2 separate regions of the Homo sapiens genome follow, and region 1 is linked to region 2. A link is a contact called in ENCODE Hi-C or POLR2A ChIA-PET data. All regions are on one chromosome and are shown on one strand. Each heading gives the region's core, a stretch centred on a gene start or an enhancer-like site at or near the end of the contact. The rest is flanking DNA. Distances are from core to core; before and after follow the strand shown.

Evidence for each region. A loop is a pair of places that touch in the nucleus more often than their neighbours do. ChIA-PET counts read pairs that join two places held with the same protein, here RNA polymerase II (POLR2A). Pooled maps may share reads with other maps.
Region 1: a loop to region 2 is called in a map of naive thymus-derived CD4-positive, alpha-beta T cell, with 5 times the contacts of the local background. The contact joins two enhancer-like sites. A Hi-C loop is called at or near these places in 1 of 168 maps with a recorded cell type or tissue (naive thymus-derived CD4-positive, alpha-beta T cell) and 2 of 50 pooled maps. POLR2A ChIA-PET finds 5 or more read pairs at or near these places in 1 of 52 experiments (activated CD4-positive, alpha-beta memory T cell).

The regions. Positions count from the first base shown.
Region 1 is chr13:33,382,666-33,385,365 of GRCh38, forward strand. It overlaps a transcript of STARD13 not described here. Among named protein-coding and RNA genes, the nearest start is that of LINC02344, 49 kb to the left of the region's middle. Within about 2 kb of position 1,251, at least 2 of the 41 ENCODE cell types and tissues checked have a DNase peak (open chromatin) inside an H3K27ac peak, as active enhancers do.
Region 2 is chr13:33,056,216-33,058,915 of GRCh38, forward strand. All of the region lies in intron 3 of KL (klotho), which reads left to right. Among named protein-coding and RNA genes, the nearest start is that of KL, 41 kb to the left of the region's middle. Within about 2 kb of position 1,386, at least 3 of the 41 ENCODE cell types and tissues checked have a DNase peak (open chromatin) inside an H3K27ac peak, as active enhancers do.

The DNA of each region.
Region 1 (2,700 bases), core at 1-2,500, 330 kb after region 2:
TTGGCTATAGCCTAGGCCTCATTTGAAATTACAGAAAAATGCGATTCCATTGGTAACAAATAGGCTATCTTATGTTTGAAATTACAGAAGAACATGATTACATTGGTAACACTGATAAGAAATAAATGCTCTTCCACCGATAAGCATTATAGAAAAATGGTATTCCTATGATTTAGCTATTCTGTTGATAGCTAAATAAATATTAGCTATTACTATTATAATTAGTGAACAACGTAAACTTAACTGCCTTTAGTATCATTCCATGATATCTAGCTTCCAGGCAGTACTTTATTTATATACGCAACATAATTGGCATTTACATACTTTAAATATTTTTGGCCTAGTGGGTCTGGGCTGGTCTGGGATGGTGGGTAACATCTAGTTAGAGCTTCCATTATAAATTGAAAAATGAAATATTGGAAATCAAACTTTCAAAATTTATTTAGATTCCCTCATAAGACATTTCATGTTTCTCCCACTATTTCCCTTTCTTTGTCTCACAGACATGCCACATGGGTAGCGTATGCTTCCTTTGAGGCTGAGTTTACCACGGAATACTACACACGGAGAAGAATCTGGCAGTAAGGCTGGCCACAGTGGCTCATGTCTGTAATCCCAGCACTTTGGGAGTCCCAGGCAGGAGAATCGCTTGAGGCTAAAAGGTCGAGGCTGCAGTGAACTCCCACCTGGGCAACAATGTGAGACCCTGTGTCAAAAAAAAAGGTCTGGCAATGGCTTCTGCAGGGACCAGTGTAACTGGCACACAGTCAGTGTTTGATTTGAAATACAAAGCTGTGGCTGGGTGCAGTGGCTCACACCTGTAATCCCAGCACTTTGGGAGGCCAAGGCAGGTGGATCACCTAAGATCAGAAGTTTGAGACCAGGCTGGCCAACGTGGCAAAACCCCATCTCTACTAAAAATACAAAAAAAAAAGAAAAAAATTGGCAGGGCATGGTGGCATGCACCTGTAATCCCAGCTACTTGGGAGGCTGAGGCAGAAGAATTGCTTGAACCTGGGAGGCACAGGTTGCAGTGAGCTGAAATTGTGCCATTACACTCCAGTCTGAGAAACGGAGTGAGACTGTCTCAAAAAAAAAAAAAAAAAAAAAAAAAAAAGAAACACGAACACGAAGCTGCACATTCCCTTTCTAGTCATCTGCATGTCTCATGCACCTGGTACTTTTCTCCTTCGTGAGTTTGTTTTTCTACCAGAAGTTTTCATCCATGAGGAGGTGGAGTGTCGGGGGAGGGGAAGTGGTTTGGCCAGCTAAATGTATACAGCAGGGAGCTCGTTCAAGGGCACCAGGTTCGATTATTAATTTAGCCTGACCAACCAAGACAACAGAAGGCTAGAATTCAAACTTTGATTGCGTGGTTCTATTTAATGTGTCACCTGCAAGATAAATTATCCCTGGGAGAGCAACTTGGTTGGCTAGCCCAGCTCTACAGCAAAGATAACTAAGGCTTAAGGACAGTGTCTTGTACAATGAGGTCTGATCACAGGCTGTACTCAGATAAAAGGAACAGTGACATTGCTTTGAATCTAACAACCAATAATAACAACTAGGTAGCTTCTTCCTTTAGCTTTAACCCTGCTGTTTATTACTTGGTGGCTGTTGAACGGAAATCCTTCTCTTCAGTTTCTAAATCAATGGTTAAAGCACTGTCATGTTGCCAGCCAAGCTAAGAGTCCGGGAAGCTGACTGTTAAATCACAGAAACCACTCAGTAGGGTTTGTTAAACACTGACCAATCCATATTTTAATGCATCTTAAGAGTACTCTGTGTCCACTGGCCCGAGAAAGCAAATGCTTTTGAATCACGTCATTTAATATTAATAAGCTGCAATGAACTTTAAAATGTAGCAGTTATGTACTGTAGCACAAAAGTAAATAATCCTGGAAGTAGAGTAGTACAACAGTGAATTAGCATAAAAATAGAATATACTAATTTGAATTGTAGAATAAGGACTCAAAGTACAGAGTATTGAAACTACTCTAATGGTTTAGTTAATGACACCCACCGTGTTCTACAGAAATGTAGTCCTCAAACTCTTTGATCTCTTCATCCACTGTGGTACTCATATCCTGCCCATCTCCTTAATCCTTACTCCACCCACCTCTACCCTCAAAAAAGACTGCATGCTGAGCAAGGAGGGACTTAGTTAAATGTGCCCAGGGCTCCATGGGAAGAGCATGGGTGGTAAACTAGCAGAGAGCAGATGACCTACATATGGAACCAAAATGATGGCAGAGAATAGAAAGAGACTCCAAAGAATATACATAATCTTTTTCCTGAATCATGTCTGGGTTGATAATAGTTTCAACACACCTTGGAAATCCAGATTTTTAGTTTGGAAGAAAGGTTCGGAATATATATATATACACATGCATGTCTGGATTGATAATAGTTTCAACACACCTTGGAAATCCAGATTTTTAGTTTGGAAGAAAGGTTCGGAATATATATATATATATATATGCATGTCTGGGTTGATAATAGTTTCAACACACCTTGGAAATCCAGATTTTTGGTTTGGAAGAAAGGTTCGGAATATATATATATATATATATATATATATATATATATATATGTAGAAAACAGAAAGGGAAATTGCTCTTAGATGCATCCATAGAGTGTCAAAGTAAGAAAGTTTTCAAAATGAAAAAAAGGCAAAGTGCCTATTTGGTACAGCTGTCC
Region 2 (2,700 bases), core at 136-2,635:
AAATAGCCCTCAAGACAGAGACAGAGTTCAGTGTCCATAGACAAGCAGTTGGCTTTGACATGTTGGGTTATGGTAGCCAATTAATTGGTTCTGCAAATCACAGCTTGAAAGGAAACACTTGGAAGAATGTGAAATGGGTTGCTGTTTTCTTGTAAATATCCAATTGAAATCTTTTATTTATAAGGAAATAAATTAACACCATCCTTAGTACATTTTTTGCTGGTTGGGATTATTCTTCTTTTTCAGACCACCCAGTTCATTTTACAGGCAGTCTCAGACTTAAACCCTCGCCTTCCATTTAAAAGATGACTGGCTCACGCCTGTAATCCCAGCACTTTGGGAGGCCGAGGCGGGCGGATCATGAGGTCAGGAGATCAAGACCATCCTGAATAACACGGTGAAACCCCGTCTCTACTAAAAATACAAAAAAAAAAAAAAAAATTATCCGGGTGTGGTGGCGGGCACCTGTAGTCCCAGCTACTCTGGAGGCTGGGGCAGGAGAATGGCATGAACCCAGGAGGCGGAGCTTGCAGTGAGCCGAGATTGCGCCACTGCACTCCAGCCTGGGTGACAGAGCAAGAGTCCGTCTCTTAAAAAAAAAAATGACTGGATGTGTCATCTTTTATGCCAGGATATGTGAGCCCAGGAGAAAGGCTTCTGAGCTCCCTCCTGCTCGGTGTGCAATTTTCTGCCCTGCCCCGACTCTCTCCTTCTCTCCCAGCCTCCTGCTATTTGAAATCTCCTTATCCTAATTTCCCTCCTCAGAGTGGATTCCACTGTGGGGTTCAGAGAGGATCTGAGGTGGGAGAAGTGAGGCTGGTGAGGAAGAAGGGGAGGAGAAAGGGAAGAAGACCTCCGTAGCCTTCCTTCCTCCTCCTCTTTACTGGGGTTGGGGATAGATCGGATGGTCCCTGGTCCTTGTTCTATCTCTTGACCTTCTGCCTGCTCCCTGCTGAGCACGGATCTCTGATAGCAGCCTGAGTCTGGCAGGTTCAGTCCTTTGTATGCGGCACAATCTCCCAGCCAGCATTGCTGTGCAGATCATGGGAACGAATGCAGAACAAGAGTGGGGGTGTCGGAGGGAGCCCTACTTCTCCTGTTCTATTCCTCATCAGGGGGCTGTGCGCTGGCTTTGGGAATTGGTAAATAGTGAGAAAGTCTTAAGGGTACATCCTATTTCCTTGAGGGAGAAGAGAAAACGCTGGTCAGAAGCAATAAGTATAGCAGTGAATAGCAAGGGAGATGGGAGATAATTCCTTTTCCTACTACACTCTAGAAGCTATTGTTTTAGAATCTGACCTAAGGTCAGCCACTAATTGGCCCCAGAGGTCTCTCTCTCAGATCACACGGTCCTTTTTTCCTCATCAGCTTGGGGACCCCACCCCTCCTCCTGGCAGTCTCCTCCTGTGCAGAACCCAACAAACACAAAATTAAGTCACTCTCAAACCCACAGCAGATGAGAGCTTCTCTGGAAGCTCCCTGGTGGGGAAAGGCTGCAATTGCTATTTTCTTCTTCTGGTTTTCACCTCAGGCTTTGTGTTATATTGACAGTACCCTTCTCAAGCTAACTCCCTAACTGACCTGACGTAGTCAAAATAAGTTCTTTGTATGTCAGTTCTGAGGTGTGTGTGTTTTCACTTACAAACAGTACTCTACAGCTTTAAGACATTATATTAAAGTCCTGAGAAGTGATTTTTAAACCACTGAACTTCATCTTTTCCCTCCTGGCTAGTATTTCAGACTTTCAGTGTTTGAGGCATGCATTTCACCTGAACAACTTGAAAAATAATATCCTAAGAAGCACACAACCTGACTTTAGGCTCATTCACATGGATTGTCACTTTACTTGGACCCACTTTCTCGGCTGAGAGGTTTGTTTTCCCATAACCACGGATGCTCATAGTTAATATAAATATTGAACTCACTATGTAGTGAGGACATAGAGCCTCTTTAACATTGGTCCCTGTTAGGAGAAAGTTTCTCCCATAACATACTAAATACATGTTTTAATAGCCGTTCCTTCTGAAAGGTCCAACTTCACTATTTTATTTTTTTAGTAAAATCTTAGTTAACAAATTAATGGAGGTTAGGTGGAATTTTGCCCCAAAAGTCCTGTATTTTCTTTTTTTTTTTTTCTTTTTTTTTGACAGAGTCTTGCTCTGTCGCCCAGGCTGGAGTGCAGTGGCGTGATCTCGGCTCACTGCAAGCTCCGCCTCCTAAGGTCACGCCATTCTCCTGCCTCAGCCTCCTGAGTAGCTGGGGCTACAGGTGCCCGCCACCGCACCCGGCTAATTTTTTGTATTTTTAGTAGAGACCGGGTTTCACTGTGTTAGCCAGGATGGTCTCAATCTCCTGACCTCGGGATCCACCCACCTCGGCCTCCCAAAGTGCTGGGATTACAGGCGTGAGCCACCATGCCCGGCCTGTCCTGTATTTTCAAGAAACTTTTTTTTTCCTCCAGAAATGATACCCTAGTCTTTCATATTTGTTTTCAGATGGACTGAATAAAAGCTGTTGTTTTGGAACAATCACGGTTAAAAAAAAAAGTTATGAATTTAGTCAACTCAGAGCTCTATAAAAATAATCCAAAAAATTCCTTCAAACTCTGAACGCTTCAAAAGAGCGTGCAAATATTCTGTCCTTCAAAGCTAAGGAAACATGATTTGTGGGGTGCATCACAGTGGAAAAATACTCTGACAG